Regions from separate parts of the Homo sapiens genome. Here region 1 is linked to region 2. A link is a contact called in ENCODE Hi-C or POLR2A ChIA-PET data. All regions are on one chromosome and are shown on one strand. Each heading gives the region's core, a stretch centred on a gene start or an enhancer-like site at or near the end of the contact. The rest is flanking DNA. Distances are from core to core; before and after follow the strand shown.

Region 1 (7,499 bases), core at 4,170-6,669, 230 kb after region 2:
CTGAATATGTAGCCTCTGATTTGTTCTGGCCTTCTTGGACCTCTACTAGCTCCCTACTGCTAGCTGAATAAAATCAGTAGGTTTAGTAAGGCACTGGAAGCCCTTCATGTGCCAGCTGCGTCCTAACTTCATGGCCTCATTTCCTCCATCCATTTTGGATTCCACGCTCCAGCTACACCAGCCTGCTTGCTATTCCCAGGGCATGCATTAATTTTCATGCCTCTGCGCTTTTATTCTCACTGACCTCTCTTTCTGAGATGTGTTTCCTCTTTGTCTCCACCATTAAAATGCTATAATCTTTGCAGGTCTTGATCAAGTGCCACTCCATTGTGAAGGCTTTCCTGATCCCAGGGCATAATTACTCTAACCTCAGAGTGTTCTCTATAGCTCTTTACTGATACATCTTTTCAATTCTGCTTTGCTGTCTGTTTCTTCACTCCTACTGCATTTAAAATCCTTGAAGACAGGAACTGTGTATTAAGTAGGCCTTGGTCCTGCAAAGTGCCTATCACAGTGTTTTCCACACAGTAAGCGCTCAATACTTGTTTGGAGATTGAAGGAATGAATGAATCATGTATACTTGGCCCTCCCTATCCAGGGGTTCCGCTTTCATGGATTCAATCAACGACAGATCAAAATATTTTTTAAAGCAAATAAAAAAATACAACGATTAAAAATGACAGAAATAATATAGTATAACAATTATTTACATTGCATTTACATTGCATTAAGTATTGTAAGTAACCTAGAGATGATTTAAAGTACAAAGGAGGATGTACCTAGGTTATACGCAAATACTACTTTTATATAAAGAACCTGAGCATCTTCAGATTTTGGTATATGTGGGGTCCCAATCCTGCCCCCTTACTGAGGCACAGCTGTATATCATTTTGAAGATTACAGGGCCATCAAGTGCAGGGCCATTTGCTACTTTTTGTATACTCAGCACTTAATGTCGTGGGTGGTGTCCAATATTAATATTCACTGTAAATAAGCTTGTAGCATTTCATATGTGCATATTTTAAATGCCACTGAACCTACTAGGTATTTTTTACACAATTCTGGTTACATTTTTATGCACTTCCACTAAATCAATAAACTCTTTGGGGCAGGAATTGTGCCTTCTCTGTATTTGCGCCTTTATTCTCCCAGATATTTGTTTTACATATAAATTACTGAGGTAAAATAAAAATATTTGATGGTTCTTAGATTCGAAAGTTACTCAGATACTCTCACATTTATTAGATACATATCACTGTGCTAAGCAATATGGGAATATGGGTTCATATATGCATACATAGCAGAATTGTGTAAACATAGTTTGTTATGGATTTGGATATGCTCTGAAGGAAGGGATATATTTTGGGAAGTAATAACCACATCCAGCTATCCAGCAAGTCTTTGACATAACTCAGTAATACTTAAGTAGGACTCAATCTTGTCCTTTAGAATTGCCATTATACAAGTGTTTTCACTGTCTTTATTTGCATATTGTTTTTTATTGTATTTGAAGAGGATGGTAAGGGCAACTCTCTGGGTGGAGTGGTAGAGCCAGAAGGCTGAAAAGAAAACTGATAGTCATCAAATCATAGACAATTAGAGTCAGAGGGGCTAGAAGATTACAGTAGTGGATCCAACTCCCCTATTGCACAGATGAGAAAACAGGCTCAAGTGCACACGCTTGCCTTTGTACCCCATGGTGCTCAATCTTTGGGAGCCTGCAATCAAAAAGAAGACCTCACAGGTGAAAGGAAGCAGTTTTCTGGCTGTTTTTCTTTGAAGGGTCTCTTCTGTTTGCACTGTTCCAGAACACACCTGTTGGATTCCTGTCAGAGCTTAGCAAGTGCACGCTTATTTATACCACCAATGACATCATTCATTCATCTTGGAAGCCGTAGTGCTCTCCCCCACAGGTTCTCAGCAGTTACTAAGATGTCCCCTGATTTCATTGACCTCTGTGTGTCTTCAGTCCTTGACCTTTAAGGCTCCCTGGTGCCAGAATGTCTGCAGCTGTAGGATCAAAGACCCTTGGGGGAAAAATCCATTCTCAAAAGAGAGGAAGATGGGGTGAGTTACTAGGAAAACCACCTATATGCCCCAGAGCCTTTGTTCATCTGGAAAATGCCTGAACTGTATTCCGAGTATAAACATCAAGCCCTAAGACCGAAACACAGCACAAGTCAGAAACAGAGTTGATATTAAAGCTCAGGTCTCCTGCCTGCCAGTCCAGAGCCACATTCTGTCTGTCTTCTAAAAGAACTTGATGTGTCTCATACAAAGTAAGTCCTCAGTAAATATCTTTGAACTAGATGAATGAATGAGGTGGCATATAATGACAGATACAAATACAGCAAAATTTTCAAGATAAGAGCAAAAGACAAAGCAGTAATTTAAACATAAAAGACAAGGTTAGACCTTTTAGTGTACGTCCTAGATTTAAATCTAAATTCTGTTGCCAGCTTCCTGGCAGGCAAAGCAGAAAGGGCAATGCACTGGACTTGACCAAGATCTCATTGCATAAGAGACATAGCACTCCAGAGCATCACATGTTTTCCTCACTTTTATATCTCTGAGAGAAATGAGTCTTGTGGGAAATCTTACTATACCAAAGTGTTGTTTATATCTTGAGAACATGTGAAGATTCTTCCTTGGTGTACAGCCAAAGTGCTTCTTTGCAACAGTTTAGTCCCCTTCCCAAGTGTTGGTTGTTCAAAGAGAATAACTTCATTTTGGTTACCATTCCCCTGCTGCCTGCAACTGCTGTTTCTAAACCTCAGCCAAGACCCATTGTTTAAGTGGAACCTCAGAACATTCTTAAAATATTTCCTAAGCACTCTCTAGTTATAGATGTCCTTCCTCTGCTAGTCTTACAAAGCTAGATGCTAGGATATTTTTGCAATCTATTATACTTAGCACAGTTTATAATCCTTGGCTTTGTTATCTCAGGCACCCCCTTAAGAATCCCTTAACAAATAAAGTAACCTGAGTAGAATAAAATCCTTGTTGATTGATTGATCTGAGCTTTGCCGTGCACTCAGCCCAATCTCGCTTTGCAGCTCTCTGCTGTGGCTCCCTCCCGCCCAGGCCATCCATTCCATTTAGACATTCTCTCCTGTTTATGGCCAAGCTCCATATTTTTCCTCCTGTTTTTCACTATGTCTATGATATTGTCCATCTCCATATCTGAAATCATAATTCAACTTTGAGCATATTTTCCTGATGAAATTTGCCAAACAAAGCATGTGAAAGCTCGTACACATTAAATTCACTTGAAACACTCACACATATTTCTTTTAGTCCCAGAATTTTCTACATTCAATTAATTGACTCCTTTGTTTTATGGGTGAGAGAATGGAAACCCAAAAAAGTAAAATGATTTGCTTTTCAGTCCTTATCCTGGTAAGTATTTAACCTGTTCAAACGTCTTTGTTATGTTTACTTTAATATTATCTTTATTTTGTGGACTGGGAGATTTCATTTCCCAATTCATTGCATCTTGACCCCTGGCTGGCATCCTGCATATTCTTTTTTTTTTTTTCTTTTTTTTTTTTTTGAGACAGAGTTTTGCTTTTGTTGCCCAGGCTGGAGTGCAGTGGTGCAATCTCGGCTCACTACAACCTCTGCCTCCCAGTTTCAAGTGATTCTCCTGCCTCAGCCTCCCGAGTAGCTGGGAATACAGGCGCCTGCCACTGTGCTTGGCTAATTTTTATATTTTTAGTAGAGATAGGTCTTCACCATGTTGGCCAGGCTGGTCTAGAACTCATGACTTCAGGTAATCCACCCACTTCGGCCTCTCAAAGTGCTGGGATTACAGGCATGAGCCACTGCACCTGGCATGCATATTCTTAATTTTTAATAAATTAATGAACTAAGTGAAATTAGAATTATTTTATATTCTATTGCAACCTAAGAAAAAAATGAATGAATTAATAAATTAGGGTCACTTTAAAGTAAAAATAAAATATATAAAATATTTTGGTCACTTGAGTATTTCAAGGCAGAATTGATAACATAAATTTTTTCGTTTTTCTAAATCAGTTTTATCATTGTAACATATCAATTATGAATACCTTTCTTCACCTACCAATTCTGACAACCTTTTCTATTGAAAATATCTATTTTTTTAATGCTATGATTTAAAAAAATCATCATAAAGACTCTATCCTCATAGGTAAATTATATCTTCTAGGATGTCGAATGAGCAATGCAAGTCTTATTTTTAAGAAATAGATTTATAGAATAGAAAAACAATGCAGTCTTTGCAGGAGCTTCTACAAACAGGAGATGTGAGAAGTGTTCAAAACAAAGACCGGGTCATCTTTAAAAATATAGGAAGTTTTGATCTTTCTCCTTGCCTAGAGCAAGGTGAAAGGGTAGATTCTTAAACTAAGTCTGATCTGTATATTTAAGTTAAACAACACTTTCAACATGTATGGGCAAGCAGAAGCATTATTCAAATGGTAAAAAATACAGGCTCCAGATTTTGTAACTATACGAATATATCATGCAAAATAAATACCTTTTTCTCCCTCCTAGGTTTAACTATAGGAAAAAGAATCCTTAAAAAGGAATGATTCAATGGTGTAAGAATGCAAATTTGGCAAAGTAATAAAACGCTAGTAATTCTGGACATTTTACATTCTTGCCTATAACTGAAAGTTCTGTACTTCTTTCTAGGGTTGGTATGCTTCCCAGCCTTATAACCACTGATACTTTTGACAGATCTTGGAAAGAGTGACTCATTTATGAAGACGCACAACATTTAAGAAAACAACCACAGGATAATGAGGGAAAGGTGTGACGACTAGGCTTGTGTTTTGACTAATCTTGGGGAAATATATAAGCCTTTCAGATATTCGCTAATTTCTCCAGGAAAGAGCATATTTGTCACTGCAAGTCCCATCCAATTACTGTGAAATGATTTATAGAAGCACTCTTGATTCGTGAGGGCTGACACCTAGCCACTCAACTGCCATAGAGAGCTTAAATCTGTTTGGCAAACCTAGGACAATATCTAGAAACATTGCTTAGATATATAAATCTATCAAGGATACTAGGAATTTACATTTCTGAAGTCATAACTTTGATTTTTTTTTTTTTGCAATAGAAACTTCTCACCCCTGCTTGCTCTCGTTCACTGAAGTAAAAGTGTCTTAGTAGTTTGTTTTGAAATGGAAAAAAAGTATTAAGGAGTTGTTCTCTTCTATCATGTTTGCAGTTATTGCTTGATGGATTCTGCTAACTCCCAGGAGAATCCAAGTGGGAGGACAAGTAGAAGAAAAAAGAGTCCAAAGGCTGGAGCCCTCAGTTTGTTGTTTATGGAACATTCCTGCAGTCCCCAGAAGGGGCATGGTAAGTGGACTAGACACCCAGTTTCGGGCATTACTCATCGGGCACCCAGACACTGGAACAGAGGTATGTAGCAGAAGCCCAGTTATCTAAACCCAGTCATAAAGGCAGAGATGGAGAAGCAAGAGTGGTTTGATGTGGAGTCTCAGTGTGTTGACTTAAGCCCTTAAACTCTTCTGGCTTCGATTCAGGTCTCTAAACTGGTTTTTAAGAGCTGGAGCAGGTCCGTCTGCATGTGGAGTCCAGGTCAAGGTCTACCATATGGGAGGCCAGTAGTGTCACTACAATTGTACAATTTGCACAAAAGCACCTGGCCAGGCTGAAACCTAGCCCAGGGCTCCTGTTCTCCAAACCACGTGTTTCACACAGCCTGTGTTGTCTCATCAACACCACCTTTTTGTAAATCTGAAAAGATTCCCTATGTGCCTGGGGTGACCTGCCAGGAGGCTCATTTGTCCCAGGACTCACAATTAGGCAGCTCCCTAAATTTATACTTCTGGAGATACCCCCAAGATATGTTATTCCTACAGTCAGAGAGATACTTAAGATTGAAAGCACGAAACTGGTTCATCGTTCACTTAAACCTATGCCCTATTGTAAGACAACCTATCACTTGTGGTGTAACATTTGTGTGAATCAGAAAAAGGCAGATACAGCCCTGCACCAGGTTTGGCAATTGTGAACCAGATTTTAATCCCCGCTCTTCCCCTTGGTCGACCTGCACAGTCATACCAGGTAGCTCTGCCTAGATGTCACTTTAAAAAATAAATCTGGAAACTATTTTGTAAATTGCAAGCTTATATTACACATATTTTTTGTTGTAGAGTGTTAATTGCTTTAATAATGAAAAATCACACAGTTTTTATAACTAAGTTTTAGCATATCTTCATTTAAAAATATACCAGGACTATTAAAAAAAATGGAAGTGGGCTTGGTCTCTCGCTCTCTCTTTCTCTCTCGCTTCACCTTTGAGAAGGCCCAGCCAAGGAAGAGCAGGGAAGGAGGCTGGAGCTGGAGGCTTGCAGGCTTGACACCTTCCACTCCAAATATTGGAGATAACTGAGGCTGCCTGTCATCTCTAATAATTTTTCCTCCAGGAAATGTCATTGCTTCATTGCATTGCAAGAAAATGATGTCATAGTATAGGGCCCTGATCCGTTTCCTGACTTTTAACCTGAGTCTCATAACCTTTTTCAACTGTACTGAACCCAGAGAAAATGAAACACATCGAAATGCGAAGACCAGCACATCTCATAAAGGCCTTTGAGGCCCCAGGGTGGGGTTAACTTATGCGTATATATTAATGATCAAAATACAGTCTTGTTTGGGTGTCACATCCTGGTTATGGCATGGACCCAGTACCTAGGAAATGGAAAGGAAATAGGCTTCAGGATGTGTCTGTAATTTCTTGGCAGAAACCCTTCCTCTTCCTATATTGGGTTTAATTAGTAGTGACAATGTTAAATTTAATTAGGATGTCTTGCTTGTGTTTTCTTCTGTTGGTGGTTTTTGTTGTTAAACTCCCTGTGAAAATCAAGAATGGTCCCTGAACTGATATTTGAAATCTTACATGCTGCATTTGTGTCTCCACATCTTAGGACTGGTTACAAGCCCAGCCCAAATGACATTATGGAGCTATTTCCTGGAATGTCAAGGGCTGAAATTGCCCTGTCAAGAATGAGTCTGTTCTTTCAGGGATTTCAGAAAGCAAGGGCTCAAATTGCATTCTTGCTCTGTTATTATAAGTTTTTCCTGGCAGGAAACCACTGGGTCTCAGAAAATTTGCATATATCCAATGAGAGTGATCTACTGTTCTATGGAGGTTTTCAAGATTGCATGACAACACCGTGGAAGAATCTCATATGGGAAAAGGGGATTTTTTTCCCCCTTTCCCTAAGCCCCATTTTAAATAGTTTCCTTCCCGCAAGCTGATGTGTCCACATTCAAAGAGTTATAAGTAACCCAGCCCATTTTCCTGCCTTGGCCTCTGCCACTGGTTCTATAATATCAACAGCCACACAAAACTGGAAGCAGGTTGTTTAAAGTAAAGATGCTTATTCCTTCCAGTCTGTGAAACAGACTTTTGTGGCATATGAAGGCAAGAAATAACCTTTTAGTTCTCCCAGGCAAGGGCACAGCAAAATGACTCT
Region 2 (6,476 bases), core at 3,977-6,476:
GCTAAAGACTGAAGAGGAAGATGAGAACACAGAGTGAAGACTGTAAAGTGGGCGGTAAGGAAGGAGAGGAAGTGGAGAAATACTGCCAAAGAGGGAAAAAGGGACAGAAGGTAGCAACTGGAAGGGGATGTGGAATCAACTGAGGAGGTTTTGTTTTATTGGGTGGGGAGAGGTGCAGGTGTTTACGTTTTTAAGATAAAAGATACTACTGTATGTTGGTGGAAGTAATCCAGCAGAGGAAGAGACTGAGGAATCAGGAAGGGAGTTATCTGCATCAGTGGTGAGAAGACATGAAATGCATTCAACTAACAAACATTTACTGAGCACCTATTATATATTTTTTGTTCTTAAGAGGTTGATAGTACAATGCAGGAGAAAATAATATAAATTATTAAGCAGCAAGGTCAGCTCCAACCAAGTATATGCAAAGAATATACTACGATAGACAGAGGTTGGATATACTGTATGATAGATTAGAGCAGGGGGCATGTACTGACATCAAATAAATGATTAACTTATTTGAATTATTAGTATATTTTGGGTATTTTCCAAGCAATTGCTCCCAATTCTACTTTTCACAAAATAAAAATTCGCTTTTATGCTTCTGAAGGATGTACAAAGATAAAATATCTAGTTGTAAAACTGTGCAAGCCCAACTGTTGCAATAAAAATTTTTAATTAATGTTAGAGATAATAGTTCAATCCCTAATAATTTGTTAAAGTTTCACTTACTGTCTAAATTGTTTCCCCCAAGTGCTACTTGACTGAGTTCACAAATAACTCTATTCCACAATGTTCAGTGACTAGTGACAAAGGAGATTCAGAGAAAATAAGTACCGTGATTTTATGAGCTACACATTTGGAAGGACTATTCCAGGAGCAAGGGTGGGTTCACACTGCCCTACGTGTCTTGTCGAGATCACTCCTGTGTGAAGCCAAAACCTGACCCTCTGAGCATGCAGCTCTGGCCAACCAAGCAAACTAGTCAAGCACAATACAGCATGAATAAACAGTCATTTTATTTCGAAGACTTTTATGCAGTCTGAAAATGACTCACTTCAGAAGTCATCCATTTTTCAATACTTCAAGAATACAAACTGAATGAGGGAAGATTTTGTTCTCTAAAATCACATTTTAAAAAACGATACAGTATTTCTACAACAAAAACACTTACCTCTAGAAATGCTAAGGTTTGAAATCACAAACCTTTGAATCCCAAAATAAATCAAATACTGTGTTACTGTTTCCCACTTAGACAATTTGACTTAAATTTCCCTCTTCCTACACCAACCTGCTGAGCTGCATCTCCATTCACCAAGTGGGGCATCATGGCTACCTCTCCGTTCAGCAATGGTGGCAGTTCCAGAGGGATTTGGTCGGTCATCATCATTGTGACGTACATTCATGGAGAACTTCCCTCAACTGGCTTCCTGCAAGAGAACCGCCGCTTTTTAAAAAGGACTCAGAACCACAAAAATCACCTGTAACACAACAAGTCACATAACAATCTAAGTGCTCCATCGTGAAACCCAAGTTATTCTAATTTGAGAGCCCTGTATTATTATGTCAGGCCCCAAAGAGGGGTAGAACAAAGGCACGGAAATAGCCTGAACTAGGAGACAAAAGACCAGAATCTCTAAGTGGCCATGTGAACATAACTTTCCTGTATCTCAGATATATCCAGGGCAACTTCTTCAGTCAGGCTTAAAGGTAGATTCCGTTGTTTCTATTCCGTTTATTCCATTTATTGTAATGAAATTCATACACATTTTCAAAATAACACAAAGCCTACTTTCATCCCATAGTGGTATCTGCCACCATCATTTAGCTTTGCAATACAATAGAAGGAAAATAACAGTTAATTCCTATTTACAATTATAACTTGTTCCTTAAGAAGTGTTTATTCTTCAATTATGCCCAAAATATATGGCAAAGATGGACAAAGAAGTATAAACGAACAAATATAAATACACACACACGCTCTCACACAATTTTAAATGATCTCAGGAACAAATTGCCATATAGCTCGCAGTTAAATTTATCACTCATAATAGAGTCCCCAAAATTTCAAATTCAAGGACATTTGGTCAATGAACCCTTTAATACTTAATATTCAAATCAGACAAAATAATGGGGCAAAATTGTTAATAACTGCCTCAAATATGTCTCAGGTAGATATGACAGAAATAAAATACTTATTCTCATTCTTAAACACGTCCACTCTAAACGTCAAGCATACCTCTCCTCCCTCCATCCCACCCAAAAAAAGTCCTCCCTTGGAAGTATCAAAAGATATATAAAAGCCACCCAAGAGATTATAAACTTTTTTACTTTAAATAGGCAAAATTTTACCTGTTTATTATACACCCATTTGGAGAAACTAATTATTTTAAGCACCAAAAAATGAAGTCTTATCCCAACTAGAAAAGCAAATTCTATAATAACAGGTCTTATAATTCGGTGTTAATAGTACCATCATGCTGTTTTATGAGGCAATTACTCAGTTCCTAAGCAAATAAAAGTACCAAGCCCAAAGCCTGATAGTTTATCCTCATGAAAGAAAACAGATTCTTTTACAATTAAAATTAAGATAATCCCTGTTGACACTATCATGACTTAATTGTTTGAACTATGAACAGGTCAAATGATGGAGAAGAAATCTAATGTCTATTTCAATTTCATTCCTAATATACTTTATCTTACTAATAATGCATAAGAGAAAAATGGCTATTTTCTCAAATTGATGACATTACACAGGCCTATCTTTTTTTTTTTTTTTTTTTTTAATGGAGTCTCACTCTGTTGCCCAGGCTGGAGTGCAGTGGCATGATCTCAGCTCGCTGCAACCTCCACCTCCCAGGTTCAAGCGATTCTCCTGCCTCAACCTCCTAAGTAGCTGGGATTACAGGCACGCACCACTATGCCCGCCTAATTTTCATATTTTTAGTAGAGACAGGGTTTCGCCATGTTGGCCAGGCCAGTCTTGAACTCCTGACATGACCTCAGGTGATCCACCTACCTCGGCCTCCCAAAGTGCTAAGTATGATGTCTTATTTAATGTTTCTTCAAAATCGCAGGTTGGATTAACAGGGTGGTTATTTACATTAGGGGGTCTGAGTATAAGGATCTAAGGGTGGAGAAGCAATTTCACCTTTTCTTCCCTCCTCCTTGGGCACTTGCTATTGAGGCTGTGGTGCAGACTGTGGCTCTGTTGTCTTCTCTGCATCCCCTCTGCTACATTAGCGAGTGCCAAAGCCCTCTCCTGCTTGGCATAGCTCTGACATCTTACAGGTGAGCCTAAGGATAGAACCTCTTCTCTCTTATCCAACAAGGCAAGAGGAGTAAACCCATTTCAGGGCCTCACTCTAGGTCCCTTCAGCCTCCATAGGTCCTTCTATTAGGCCAGCGTACAGTAAATAATGATACAGGTTTAGAGAGTTCAAATGGGAGGGAGATGAGGGTCCTTAGGACCTGCTTTGGGCTGAAGCTGTCTATACTCCATGTGGTCCAACCCATCTAACCAAAGTTTTGAACACTTGGATTTGCAGCTCAAATCCAAATAATGGTGCTACTTTGTTCCTATTTCTCATTGTTTCTTGTGTGAGTCCTGTGAGGGAATGGGGAGGTTGAACTGAGTAAGAGAAGACAGTTGTGATCTGGTACAATATTTAGGCATTCCTGGTCTCCTGTCTCTAGTACCGAAGAATGTCTGAACACCAACAACACATCTAACACTAACAACTCTAACCTTCTGGTAGGCATTGTGTTAACTAACAGGACCGCTGTCAATGAGACATAGCAATCCAACCCCGCTAAATAGCACCCTTAAGCACAGGTGTCAAGTCCTAAGCAGGGCATTAACTCCAGGTTCTGCAAGTGTGGGATAAGGTAGATGGATCCCCCAGACCCAGGCCCACAAAGGCCTTACAGAAGTAGGATAGAAGAGTATGGGGACTGACACAGATGTGCAAAACCATCTCTTTTCATAAGGCATTTTACCCCCCAAATAAACCAAAGAAGTCCACTGGCACAAGGAGATCATTATATTTGCTTTTGAAAACTTCATAGACAACTTTAGGTGAGATGCCTGAATCTTTTTCTCTACTACGTGATGGACTTTCCACCTCATACAGTGTTCAGTGGTTACTAGAAATGACTGGGAAGGGATGGAGGAAGGGGAGACAGGGAGGCTGTATGTACAAACACTCCTGAGAAAGATCAAGTGGGAACATATGAACATCATACACTCCTAAGTTTCAATTCAACCACCCAACAGTCACACCGTTGATCATGGAGAAAACAGAAGAAATAATAAAAGTGAATAAAGGCCACTGTGAGCCCAGCAGTCTCACTTAGCCATAACCAGTATTGCTGATCTTTTCCCTCAGCCACCAGCTTGCTAGAATCCAAGGCCTTCGGCCGGGCGCGGGGCTCACGCCTGTAATCCCAGCACTTTGGGAGGCCGAGGCGGGCGGATCACGAGGTCAGGAGATCGAGACCATCCCGGCTAAAACGGTGAAACCCCGTCTCTACTAAAAATACAAAAAAATTAGCCGGGCGCAGTGGCGGGCGCCTGTAGTCCCAGCTACTTGGGAGGCTGAGGCAGGAGAATGGCGTGAACCCGGGAGGCGGAGCTTGCAGGGAGCCGAGATCCCACCACTGCACTCCAGCCTGGGTGACAGAGCAAGACTCCGTCTCAAAAAAAAAAAAAAAAAAAGAATCCAAGGCCTTCTTTGTAATCCCTAACAGTTTCACCAGAGATAAACCAGACTTCATCCTGACAAGAATATAAGGTAACAGATTCAGCTAGATGGGGCCTACATGCAGCCAACGATGTTTAAATCCCCATTTCTGTGCTCCATGCACACACAGAGAGTACTTTTATTTGCCTAGAATGCAAGAGACATACAAAGAAATGAATTATTTCGAGGCAAGGAACTGCCCAACTACTTAAAAGCCAACTGCCTGCCAAGCTGTCCCTTAAAATGATCATAAAATAGAAATGACTTAGTCTATGCTCCATAGAAAACAGACTAGAGAAAAGGCAAGGAGGAAAAGCATAAAAGCATGAAAACATAAAACTTAGCGTTCACAGTAGTATCTTTTTGGTTATTCCCCAGGCATGAAAAGGGAAACGTAGTGAGTGTTCCCAGTAGAAAGTCACAGATTCAGGTTGTGAAGTGGGGAAACCACATTGCAAAACCATCAACAGTTAAAGCAGGTTAAGTCAGGCCAGGAGGCCTGGGAAGGCTTGTCATGAGCAGTCATCACTCTATAGTCACAGCAACCCAAAAGTGAACCTCCTCTGTTTTAACCAGTAACTGAGACAAAACTACACGTGGACTTAACTCTCAACAGGGTGGCTCAACTCAGCTGTGAGGAGACCTCAGGAATACCTACCTGATGAAAGCCGACAAGGCTTTTCAATGGAATTAAAAGAGGAAGCAATGGATGTGGAAGGCTTTCATCCATACAGTTAACTTTAAGAACTAAAGCTTACTCTATTTGTTTGTAATGATTGCGAATGGAAATTACACATGTTCTTCATTAAAGAGCAGGCTGGCCACAGCTTTTTTCTTAGGGATTTCAGGACAGTTTATAAGAATACTGTATTCAGTCATAAGGTGATGGATGAGGATGTTACTGAAACATTTTGACCTTACATATACAGAGCTATTATCACCCCACCTCTACTTTTTTTTTTTCTTTTTTTTGAGACAGAGTCTCACTCTGTTGCCCAGGATGGAGTGCAGTGGCGTGATCTCAGCTCACCACAAACTCCGCCTCCTGGGTTCAAGCTATTCTCCTGCCTCAGCCTCCCGAGTAGCTGGGACTACAGGCACGTGCCACCATGCCCAACTATTTTTTGTATTTTTAGTAGAGACGGGGTTTCACTATGTTGACCAAGCTGGTCTCGAACTCCTGACCTTGTGATCCGCCCGCCTCGGCCTCCCAATAAGTTCTTATGCTTAATTTTAATGTTTTTTTTTCTTTCTCTTTTCTTCATTAACCACACTCCCTCCAGTCTCAGGGCCTTTTCCTAAATTTGCTGTCTTAAATTTTCTTTGGGCTGAGCGGCCAGATTGTCAGTTACATACACACACAGAGAGGAGTCCCTGAGTACAGTTTCAGAAGTTCCTCGTGCGCTTTGTGCAGTCTTCCTTTTCACCACCAGCTGATCATCAGCTGTGAAGGTAGCTGAGCAGGCCAGATGTGTGATCTCTGGATAACCGCACTGTAACTCATTTTCATCTTAGTCAAAAAGTCTCAGTAGAAACCACCCTGACTAACACTCATCTTCTTGGTCTGGGTTCCTTCTTTCCTAGACAGATGTGTATCTGAGCTGGCCAAATCTATCACAGGACTCAGGCATTTTGGTCAAGGCTGTACCACATCCACACTGTCCCCCAACACACCACGGAGATGTGATCATGAATCCATTCTTGAAATCAACTACCCTTTACAAATGAAGAAAT

Evidence for each region. A loop is a pair of places that touch in the nucleus more often than their neighbours do. ChIA-PET counts read pairs that join two places held with the same protein, here RNA polymerase II (POLR2A). Pooled maps may share reads with other maps.
Region 1: a pooled map shows a loop between it and region 2 (5-fold over the local background). The contact joins two enhancer-like sites. A Hi-C loop is called at or near these places in 4 of 50 pooled maps. POLR2A ChIA-PET finds 5 or more read pairs at or near these places in 4 of 52 experiments (AG04450, BJ, HepG2 and 1 more).

What each region holds. Positions count from the first base shown.
Region 1 is chr3:171,874,116-171,881,614 of GRCh38, reverse strand. TMEM212-AS1 (TMEM212 antisense RNA 1) reads left to right here. Exons shown (of 3, transcript NR_046852.1): 3 at 5,219-5,263. Among named protein-coding and RNA genes, the nearest start is that of TMEM212-AS1, 23 kb to the left of the region's middle. Within about 2 kb of position 5,419, at least 3 of the 41 ENCODE cell types and tissues checked have a DNase peak (open chromatin) inside an H3K27ac peak, as active enhancers do.
Region 2 is chr3:172,107,406-172,113,881 of GRCh38, reverse strand. It overlaps FNDC3B (fibronectin type III domain containing 3B), which reads right to left. Exons shown (of 26, transcript NM_022763.4): 2 at 1,292-1,430. The coding sequence starts at 1,402. Among named protein-coding and RNA genes, the nearest start is that of FNDC3B, 71 kb to the right of the region's middle. Within about 2 kb of position 5,226, at least 4 of the 41 ENCODE cell types and tissues checked have a DNase peak (open chromatin) inside an H3K27ac peak, as active enhancers do.